Regions from separate parts of the Homo sapiens genome. Here region 1 is linked to region 2. Evidence: read pairs that join two places in POLR2A ChIA-PET (ENCODE). Cell type or tissue: GM12878. All regions are shown on one strand. Links, peaks and the distances in the headings refer to the core of each region. The heading gives the core; the rest is flanking DNA.

Region 1 (5,381 bases), core at 198-5,197, 180 kb after region 2:
TGTGTACCAGAATGGCGTTGAGGCCAGGTTTCATTACTCCTTTGATATTCATTAATATTTCTTTTTAAACTGTTTTTTGATCAAGTAGAAAGCCACTCTTCAGTTTTACTCGATAGCAGATATTATGAAAACAACACAGCTCCCCAGTAAATGTCTTCAGGTCGTTGTAGGTTGTCCTGGGTAGGTCATGTTGTTTCATCATTGGTATTTCTTTGTGACACTGGGATAAAAACTTGGACATTACTGGGAGACATCTGGAGAATTTCTGCCTGTTTTTATATAATAAACCAGTGTTTATTATAAAGGATAAACAGCCAGATGAAGAGGTAAATAGGGCGAGGCCTGGAAGGGTCCTGAGTGCAGGAGCTTCCGTCTGCATGGAGTTGGGTTGCACCACTGAATGTGGATAAATTCACCAACTTGAAAGCTCTTCTAGGCTGTGTTGTTAAGTGATAAAAACAAGTTGTAGCTGGGCGCAGTGGCTCATGCCTGTAATCCTAGCACTTTGGGAGTCCGGGGTGGGCATATTGCTTGAGCTCAGGAGTTTTGAGATCAGCCTGGGCTACATGGCAAAACCCCATCTCTACAGAAAATTTAAAAAATTAGCCAGGTGTGGTGGCATGGGACTGTGGTTCCAGCTACTTGGGAGCCTGAGGCAGGAGAATCGCTTAAGCCAGGGAGGTTGAGACTGCATTGAGCTGTGATCGCACCACTGTACTCCAGCCTGGGTCACACAGCAAGACCCTGTCTCAAAAACAAACAAACAAACAAACAAACAAAAAAAAGTTGCAGAAGAAGAATGTGTATTTTTTTCTAAGATGGGGGCAACATACAACTATATGTATATGTATTTCCTTATGTTTTCAAAAACAAATAATGGAAGGTTAAAAGCTAAGGAGAAGAATGTTATAATATCCATATCCTTAGTTATACTGTTATTCGTTTAAAACTATTATATTTACATTGTAGAAGAAAGCAAATATGTATATATGTGAATATTATTAAGATCCAGGATTTTCCACAACAAGACCGAAAAATACAAATATAGAATTAAAGTTAGGTTAAAAATCTTGTAATCTGGGCTAGGCGTGGTGGCTCACGCCTGTAATCCCAGGACTTTGGGAGGCTGAGGCGGGCAGATCACGAGGTCAGGAGTTTGAGACCAGCCTGACCAACATGGTGAAACCCTGTCTCTACTAAAAATACAAAAATTAGCTGGGCGTGGTGGCATGTGCCTGTAATCCTAGCTACTCAGGAGGCTAAGGCAGAATTACTTGAACCCAGGAGGTGGAGGTTGCAGTGAGCAGAGATTGCGCCACTGCACTCTAGCCTGGGCGACAGAGCAAGACTCCGTCTCAAAAAAAAAAAGAAAAATCCTGTAATCTGAATTAGAAGTATTTGCATGAATTCATTTTACATGTATATTTTTATATGTGATATTAATATATGACATTTAGGATATATATATATTCGTGTGTGTGTGTGTGTGTGTGTGATATATTACATTGATTGTGGTCTTTAAATACAATTTCTTTTTTTTTTTTTTTTTTTTGGAGACAGAGCCTCACTCCATCACCCAGGCTGGAGTGCCTTGGCACGATCTCAGCTCACTGCAACCTCCGCCTCCTAGGTTCCAGCGATTCTCATGCCTCAGCTTCCCAAGTACCTAGGATTACAGATGTGTGCCACCATGCCCAGCTAATTTTTGTATTTTCAGTAGAGATGGGGTTTCACCATGTTGGCCAGGCTGGTCTCCATCTCCTGACCTCAGGTGATCCACCTGCCTCAGCCTCCCAAAGTGTTGGGATTACAGGTGTGAGCTACCATGCCCAGCCTTTAAAGACAATTTCTAATGAAAAAGAACCAGGACTCCTTAGAGAAATAGTTGATTCCAAGTGTGGGACAGGCATTTATAAGATTTTAAAGCTCAGAACTTATGCTATAAGCAAGACCAGTGGTGTCATCTTAAAAGGACACAAGAGCCAACTTTGAGGAGCTCCCACAGGCCAAAATTAGGAAAACTTGAAGCACATAAAATATGCTAAAATTCATGTGTTTCTAACGATACTTCAAAGAACAAATCATTGGTTACCTTTGGAGGTTGTTATGATTCTAAGTCAGTTGGTGAAGGATCAAGTCTTTATCCTGCTTTTCTCTTATGACTGTGTCAGAGTAGCCAAATAGTTGATGAGGGGAAATTTTGTTTTTAGTAGAATTCCAACTAAGAACAACTGTAGAAAGTGCTAGAATTGGAAAAGTCATTTTCTAGTTTTTAATGAAATCCTGTATCTATTTTAGACAATGATCATGAATGCCTGCTAAAGCCACTAGGTGCAGGGTTAATGAGGAGCTTGATGGTGGATTAGGCTGAAAACATGAACCTAATCTTTTTATCATTAAACTTGTAATAACCATAGATTATGTGCCTCTTAATGTAATACAATAGGAATTACATATGTTACTTCTGGAATATTCTTGCAAGAACAAAACTGAACCTGAATTGAGTCAAGCCTCTAGATCAACACAGTCCAATAGAATTGCTTTGATGGTGAAAATGTGCTCCCTGGCAACAGTAGCCATTAGCAACTCATGGCTATTGAGTACTTGAAATGTGGCTAGTTGAGATGGGTGGACCGAATTTTAAATTCTTTTAAATTTAAATTTAGCTACGTGTACTAGTAATTACTATACTGGACAGTGAAGCTCTACATCTATGACCGGTTTATAGGAAATATAGTGCATAAAATAATCTGTTAAGTGATACCGTGAAAAGGCAGTCAGCCAAATTCAGAATGTTTGAAAAGTCTGCAGATCAGTTTTTTAAAATGTCAACAAATATATTGTATACAGACCCATGGTGGTGAGGATTGATGTAGATTAAGAGATTATAAGGTAAATTTAGTGTGTGAACTTTATTTGGATTCTGATTCAAACAAACCAGCTCCTAAGAAGAAATTCTGGGAGACAACTTGGAGAAATTTGAACATGGGCTGGGTATGAGATGATATTGAGGAATTGCCAATTTTGTAGGAGTGATAATGTTGTTGTACCTGTGTTGAAAGTCTTCTTCTTTAGAGATTTGTTCTAAATGAATGTAATGGTAGATACAATGATGTCTGGGCTTTGTTTGAAATAATCTGTTGGTGAGTGGGGCAAGAAGGTAGGGCATGGAGGAAACCAGGCCAAGTAAAATCTTGTTGAAAACATAGGTAGGGTGCATGAGTCTTCATTCTACTGTGATCTAATTTTGTGATTTTGTATATGTTTAACATTTTCTACAATAAAGGTTTTTAAACAGCAGTAATTAGTTAAAATATATAAAGAATAGCAAGGAATAATTTACTCAGAATTTGGAACAGGGAATATAGGATAGGAAAGGGCATTGGGTAGGGGAATTCTAAAGTACTAATAATTCACCTAGTTAGTAGGTATGCAGGTATTTGTATTATTAATATTTTAGCTCTGTATCTTCTTTTCATGCAATCTTTCATATGTGTGGTTTATTTCACAATAAAAAGAAAAAAAGAGCTCATTGTTACTATGTAAGGCCTCTTACAGACTCCAGTTGGAGGAGCACACTTGAACCTCATGGTGTTACAAAGTAGCCTCTCTGGTCTGTTTCTCTCCTAGACTCAGAGGTCCCCTTGTTTTTCTTTCCCTTTACTTGAATGCATCATTGTACTTTCTGAAAATTATCTTCTCTGCTTAGTCATCTGCTTTTATGTGGCCTGTGAAGGCTTCTCCCAAAAGGCAGGCTCAGCTCCTAAACTGACAAAGTTCTCCACAGTCTGTTTCCGTCTTGGATACCAACTCCAGATTTTACGGAAGAGAATCGGACTGACTTTTGGGCAGGTGCTCACCGGAAACCAATGAACTATGGCCAACACAATGTACCTTGATCATAGGAACTGCCACTTCCAAGGCTGTTGAGGGGGGAGGTTCTTAAGAAAATGTTGTAGATAATGCCAATAGAACATCATTATCTCTAACAGTCTATAACAATCTGTAATTGTTATAGACAGCATCATTGCCTGTAACAATGAAAGATTTGGAATAAGCACTAGCTCTACCAGTAGAAGGTTAAGAATTGGTGGGACAACGTATGGGATAATATGTAGCCGTTTAAAATTATGATATAGCCCTATCTTTATTGACTCTGAAAAATGTTCATTAAAAGTGTTTATTGGCCATGGTGGGTCACGCCTGTAATCCCAGCACTTTGGGAGGCCGAGGCGGGTGGATCACCTGAGGTCAGGAGTTTGAGACCAGCTTGGACAACATGGTGAAAACCCATCTCTACTAAAAATACAAAAAATTAGCCGGGTGTGGTGGTGTGTGCCTGTAATTCCAGCTACTCAGGAGGCTGAGGCAGGAGAATCGCTTGAACACGGAGACAGAGGTTGCAGTGAGCTGAGATCATGCCATTGCACTCCAGCCTGGGCAACAGAGCAAGACTATGTCTCAAAAAAAAAAAAAAAGTGTTTAGTGCATGTCCTTTCAGAAACACACACACACACACACAATACATATACATTTGTATTTGTATGCATATATGTATAAATGTATTTCTCAAGGGATATACATCAAAATGTTAACAGTTGGCCAGATGCTGTGCTGTAACCCCAGCACTTTGGGAAGGGGAGGTGGGAGGACCGCTTGAGCCCAAGAGATCAAGACTAGCTTGGGCAACATAAAGAAACCTCTTGTCTTTTTTTTTTTTTTGAGACAGAGTTCTTCCTTCGTCACCCAGGCTGGAGTACAGTGGTGCAATCTTACCTCACTGCAACCTCTTCCTCCAGGGTTCAAGTGATTCTCCTGCCTCAGCCTCCCAAGTAGCTGGGATTACAGGTGCTCGCCACCACACCTACCTAATTTTGGTATTTTCTAGTAGGACAGGGTTTTGCCGTGTTGGCCGGGCTGGTCTTGAACTCCTGACCTCAGGTGATCCACCTTCCTCGGCCTCCCAAAGTGCTGGGATTACAGGCATGAGCCACTGCACCCAGCCAACCTTGTGTCTTTTTTTAAAAAGTTAACAGTGGTAATCTTTGGTTAGTGGGGTTACGGTTAGTTTGTTGTTGTTTTGCTTATCTGTATTTCCTGATTTATTTTTTTTACAGTGAACAATGGATTATCTGTATATTAAAAATTATTTTAAAGGAAATAAAGTCTGGAAGGGTAGATGCAAAATGTTTTCTTATCTGTACTTTTTTCTACAATGAACAAAGCATTATTAGTATAATTTCAAAAAGTTAATTTGAAATAAGTAATAGGGTATATAAAGTCCTGGTTTTAAGTTAAAAAATCAATTATTTTCCAAAAGTCTATTTTAAAAATAGAGCATAGGAGAGAGTGGGCTTAGAAAAAGTTTATTTTTATAAGCC
Region 2 (5,381 bases), core at 172-5,171:
CTGTTCTCAGACTTTGTCCATGGACCACCTGCATCAGAGGTACTTTTAGTACAGTGGTTCATACCTTGCTTACACACAGGAAAGCTTAAAAAAATAGTGCCAGTGTTAGAGACCTTCTGTAGACCCATTGAGTATCTCAAGGCGAGGCCTCCCTGCCATGGCATGGTGTTATTTAAAAGCACCCCAGATGCTTCTCATGTAAGGCCCCATTTCAGAACCACTGCTGCTTGTTAAAAATGAAGATTCTAGTTTGTTCCACCCACCCTACTGAGTCTTGGTGGATGAGGCCCTAGAATATGCATTGAAAAGAAAACCTTAGGCTGGATATGGTAATCCTGACATTTTGGGATGTAATCGTAACATTTTGGGAGGCTGAAGCTGGAGGATCACTTGAGGTCAGGAGTTTGAGACCAGTCTGGGTGACATAGTGTGAGCCTCTGTCTCTACAAAAAATTCTAAAAATTAGCCAAGTGTGGTGGTACACGTCTGTAATCCTAGCTACTTGGGAGGCCAAGGCGGAGGATTGCACAAACCCAGCTATGATCACACCACTGCATTCCAGCTTGGATGAGAGAGGGAAACCCTATCTCTAGAAAATAAAAAAGAGGATTGTCTTTTTGACAATCCTCTTTTTTTCCTTTTAACTTTTTTACCTCAGTACCAAAGCAGCTCTACTGATTGATGGTAATTGAAAAAGGAAAAGAAACTGGAAGTCAAGATACAAATGAGGGAGATGTTTGGCTTGTAAGACAGGCATTTGCTGGCAGAGCTAAGTTGCCATTTTTGGTTGTTTCTGGAACTCTAAATGCCTGGGATGCTGACACTCCCTTCTGAACAGCTGATGATTCTGGCTGATTGAATCAGTGGCATAGGTGGAGAAGTTAGAAACCAGTTAGGTGCAGCAGGAAAACAGAACTAAGCATTCAGAGATCTGTGGTCATGGTTCCTAAGGCTAGTTGGAATTAATTATTTTTGTTTTACTTTTTTTGGGGGGGGCTGCTTGTATTTTTATAACCTATTAATCCTCAAATTACTTAGTACATAACCTACAAATGGCCTTGCCCACTATAAAGTTGTTAAAATGTTTAGTATTAACCGTTTTGTAAAACTCTGATTGTCTTATTGTATTGCCTTCTACCTCTAAAACTGTTAACTTAAATCCAAGCCAAGCCTTTACCAGAGATTACCTTTATTTGCTAGCTGTCTTCATCTGTGGGTAGATACATTACTACAGTGTTTACGTTCCTTATCTCTTTGTCTCAGAGTAGCCTGTGATATGTTCCAGCCCCAACAGAGGACAGTAGAATGGTCCATTAAGACTTTCTGAGGCCAAGGTGGGCGGATCACTCGAGATCAAGAGTTGGAGACCAGCCTGGCCAACATAGTAGTGAAACCGTGTCTCTACTAAAAATACAAAAATTAGCCGGGTGTGGTGGTGCACGCCTGTAGTCCCAGCTACTCAGGCGGCTGAGGCAGGAAAATCACTGGAACCCGGGAGGTGGAGGTTGCAGTGAGCTGAGATCGTGCCACTGCACTCCAGCTCAGGCAACAGAGTGAGACTTGGTCTCAAAAACAAACAAACAAAAGACTTTCTGTCCTGCCTGTGGGTTGGCACCCGTTAAAACTCAGTTCCTTGATTTTTCACAGGCACTTGGCCTCTTTTCTGCCTTTTGTGGAGGGCCCTCTGTTTCTGGCTGTGCATTAGCAACCATTCTTTTAAACTTCTGATTATATTGAATCAGCAACTTTAAGCTTGCCCCTGCTGCTTGTCATACATCCTGTGGCAGTCCTCAGGAAATCCTAGTTTTTGGCATTGAAATGAATTAAAGGATTAAGCCACAAGAGGGTGGGGGTGATAAACTGTGCTTTTAAGAGGAATTTACTGTGCAGTACTTGGTGTTAGCAAAAGCAGTTCTAGTTCTTACAGGGAGATAGGAAACCAAGGGGCTGCTTTAGAACAGCATCCCTAGGATATGAAGACGCAGATCTGTCTGCTTTGATGTTCTTTAGCTTGACAGTGGCCCCGGCTGAGCACTTTGATATTTGTCGCCAGTCTAGCAAAATAGGGGTTGTGTCTTGGAGATGGTAAACCTAGTTCCCGTTGCTTTGCTTCAGTGTTAGAAAATTACTGAACTCTTGCTTCCTGGAAGTCCCTTATAAATCTCCCTTTTACAAGACTGTTCTCTGGGGCACGAAAATGCCTTTGCTTATAAAGAGCCTGTTGAAGGTCCATTTATTTTCCTTTTCTTAACAGAAAGATTTTCCAGTGCCATTTAGTTAGGACTTACGGGAAACATGTTGTTAAAATCAATCTGTCCTGTTAGCTAATATTTCTTTTATTTTCATTTTGAGCTTTTAGATAAGATTCTTTATCTTTCTGTGAGATAATGTGAAAAAAAACACAAAAGAAATAAATTCAAATACCAGTATACTCTGGTTTTTAAAAATATCTTCACTGACTTTTTTTTTCTTTACATGCTCTACTCTCCCTCTCACCCTACTTCCTTCTTCACTTTTCACTTGGTACTTTCAGATATTCTTTGTGGGTTTTTCTTGGTTTTTTTTTTTTTTTCCGGACACAGAGTCTGTCTCACTCTGTTGCCCAGGCTGGAGTGCAGTGGCACAATCTTGGCTCACTGCAACCTCCGCTTCCCAGGTTCAAACCATTCTCATGCCTCAGCCTCCTGAGTAGCTGGGACTACAGGCGCGTGCCACTATGCCTGGCTACTCTTTGTATTTTTAGTAGAGACGGGGTTTCTCCATGTTGGCCAGGCTGGTGTGGAACTCCTGACCTCAGGTGATCCACCCGCCTTGGCCTCCCAAAGCACTGGGATTACAGTCTTGAGCCACTGCACCTGGCCTAGATATTCTTAGATATATTCATGATGCATCCCATCTAGATGCTTGTGATGAGTATATAATTTACTGATCTGGAAAGTGTGACAAGAGTTTAAAGTGTTATCTGCTGCCTTCTCCCCCCACTTTAGAGCTGTTCAAAGAAAGTGACCATTGATCATTTTAAAAGATGAGCAAAGGAAAGACTGCTTCTTTTTTAAAAAAGAAAATTTGATGACCTACTGTTAGAACACATTTCCACATGGACCCCCCGCTTCTAAATGGGTGTATATCCAGATCATCCAGTCTGTGTGCACAGAGTCCTTGCATTTCTAAGTTCAAAATAGTAATTTAAATGAAAGTAGGCCATCATAAGGCATTGCTAGGAAGAGGTTACTCTTGATAGATGAATGTGCTGCTTTTGGTAAGAATTAGTTTGTTATTTATATTTAAATTTTGTAGGCCGGGCCTGGTGGCTTAAACCTGTAATCCTACCATTTTGGGAGGCCAAGACGGGTGGATCACTTGAGCCCAGGAGTTCAAGACCAGCTTGGGCAACATGGTGAAACCCTGTCTCTACAAAAAAATAAAATAAAATACAAAAATTACCCAGGCATGGTGGCTTATGCCTATAGTCCCAGCTACTTGAGGTGCTGAGACAGGAGGATCACTTGAGCCTGGCAGGCGGAGATTGCAGTGAGCTGAGATCACACCACTCCAGCCTGGGTGACAGAGTGAGTCCCTGACTCAAAATAAATAAATAAATAAATAAATAAATAAATAAAATGTTTTGCAAGCATACCTTCTGAGTACAGTTACACTTTGCCTTATTCTTAGATTTTACATGTTACACATATTTTTGGTTCTGTGAACAGATTATATATGGCATATTTGTAGTTCTAAACTACTTCTGCAACTAAACATGCATTATATCACTCATTTCCCCTCAGTGGAACTGGTATATATGGACTTATGCCATAATTAAATGTTAGCAATGAGAGAGATCTACCTTTAAAATAATAAAATGTGCTGGGTGCGGTGGCTCACGCCTGTAATCCCAGCACTTTGGGAGTCTAAGGTGGGTGATCGCTTGAGGTCAGGAGTTCGAGACCAGCCTGGACAACATAGCGAAACCCCATCTCTACTAAAAATACAAAAATTAGCCAGGTGTGGTGGCGGCCGTCTGTAGTCCCAGCTACTCGGGAGGCTGAGGCAAGAGAATCACTTGAACCCAGGAAGCAGAGGTTGCAGTAAGCCAAGATCACACCACTGCACTCCAGCCTGGGCAACTGAGCAAGACTCCGTCTCAAAAAATTTAAAAAATTAAAAAATAAAAGTAAAAATAAATAAAATGCATTTCAAAATCAAATGGAGACCATTTCTTGATGATCTGGGCTGCTGTGCCTTCCTCTTCCTGCATATGCACAGCTAATTGAGAATGTGGTGTTAAATTTATTAGCAGATAAGAACTCTGTCCATTACATTTTTTTTGTATGTTTCAGGCCTTTTAAGGCATATTATTCCTTTATTGCTGTCTGATCTTCAAAACATATCCAGAGGACCTTCTTATTACTTTTTTTTTTTTTTTTTTTTTTGAGACAAGAGTTTCGCTCTTGTTGCCCATGCTGGCAGGCTGGAGTACAATGGCACAACCTCTGCTTACCGCAACCTCCGCCTCCCAGGTTCGAGCGATTCTCCTGCCTCAGCTTCCCGAGTAGCTGGGATTATAGGCATGTGTCACCACACCTGGCTCATTTTGTATTTTTAGTAGAGACAGGGTTTCTTCATGTTGGTCAGGCTGGTCTAGAACTCCCGACCCCAGGTGATCTGCCTGCCTCGGCCTCCCAAAGTGCTGGGATTATAGGCATGAGCCACCTTGCCTGGCTTAATTGTGTTTTTTTATTAGTTCAAGCCACAATAAGAAGTTTATTCAGTCAGCAATCTGTTTTTGACTACTTAACCACGTGCCAGCTACAAAAAAATAACATATAGCTTCAAAAGCCTCTTAAGCGGCTGGGCACAGTGGCTCACGCCTGTAATGCCAGCACTTTGGAAGGCCAAGACTGGCAGATCACTTGAGGTTAGGAGTTTGAGACCAGCCTGGCCAACATGACAAAACCCCATCTCTATTAAAAATATAAAAATTAGCCAGACTTGGTGGCAGGCACCTGTAATCCCAGCTACTTGAGAGGCTGTGGCAGGAGGATCACTTGAGCCCAGGAGCCAGAGGTTGCAATGAACCGAGATCACACCACTGTACTCCAGGCTGGGCGACACAACGAGACCCCATCTCCAAAAAAAAAAAAAAAAAAAAAAAGCCTCTTAAGATAAAATTTTCATTTTTTTGAATTCTCAGAATAAACAACAGTTTCTTAGTGTTAGATTACAATTATTTCTTAATACCACTTAGATCCTTCTTTTTTTAATTAATTTTTTCTCTTTTTGGTGTCTGAGTGGGCCTTAGAGTTAGAAAATAACTGTCTCCTGTTGGCTTGCCTTTTCTCTTTTTCCTCAAGGTCTTTAATATCTCCCTAGAAGATAAAAAG

The links. Peaks named below come from ENCODE experiments on the same cell type or tissue, not always from the same donor. Only the 100,000 strongest peaks of a DNase experiment are listed, where the experiment ranks them.
Region 1: POLR2A ChIA-PET joins it to region 2 with 7 read pairs; 2 of 35 experiments call an interaction of 5 or more read pairs at or near these places.

Annotation. Positions count from the first base shown.
Region 1 is chr14:77,354,296-77,359,676 of GRCh38, reverse strand. The region is part of intron 1 of TMED8 (transmembrane p24 trafficking protein family member 8); the gene reads left to right. It also overlaps the pseudogene LOC100422225. Among named protein-coding and RNA genes, the nearest start is that of TMED8, 20 kb to the left of the region's middle. In GM12878, for the core only: no CTCF peak of the experiment used is centred there; no DNase peak of the experiment used is centred there.
Region 2 is chr14:77,539,255-77,544,635 of GRCh38, reverse strand. The region is part of intron 9 of SPTLC2 (serine palmitoyltransferase long chain base subunit 2); the gene reads left to right. Among named protein-coding and RNA genes, the nearest start is that of ISM2, 43 kb to the right of the region's middle. RefSeq lists an enhancer at 1,581-2,082. In GM12878, for the core only: no CTCF peak of the experiment used is centred there; a DNase peak (open chromatin) is centred at 2,632; H3K4me3 peaks cover 516 bases; H3K27ac peaks cover 1,697 bases.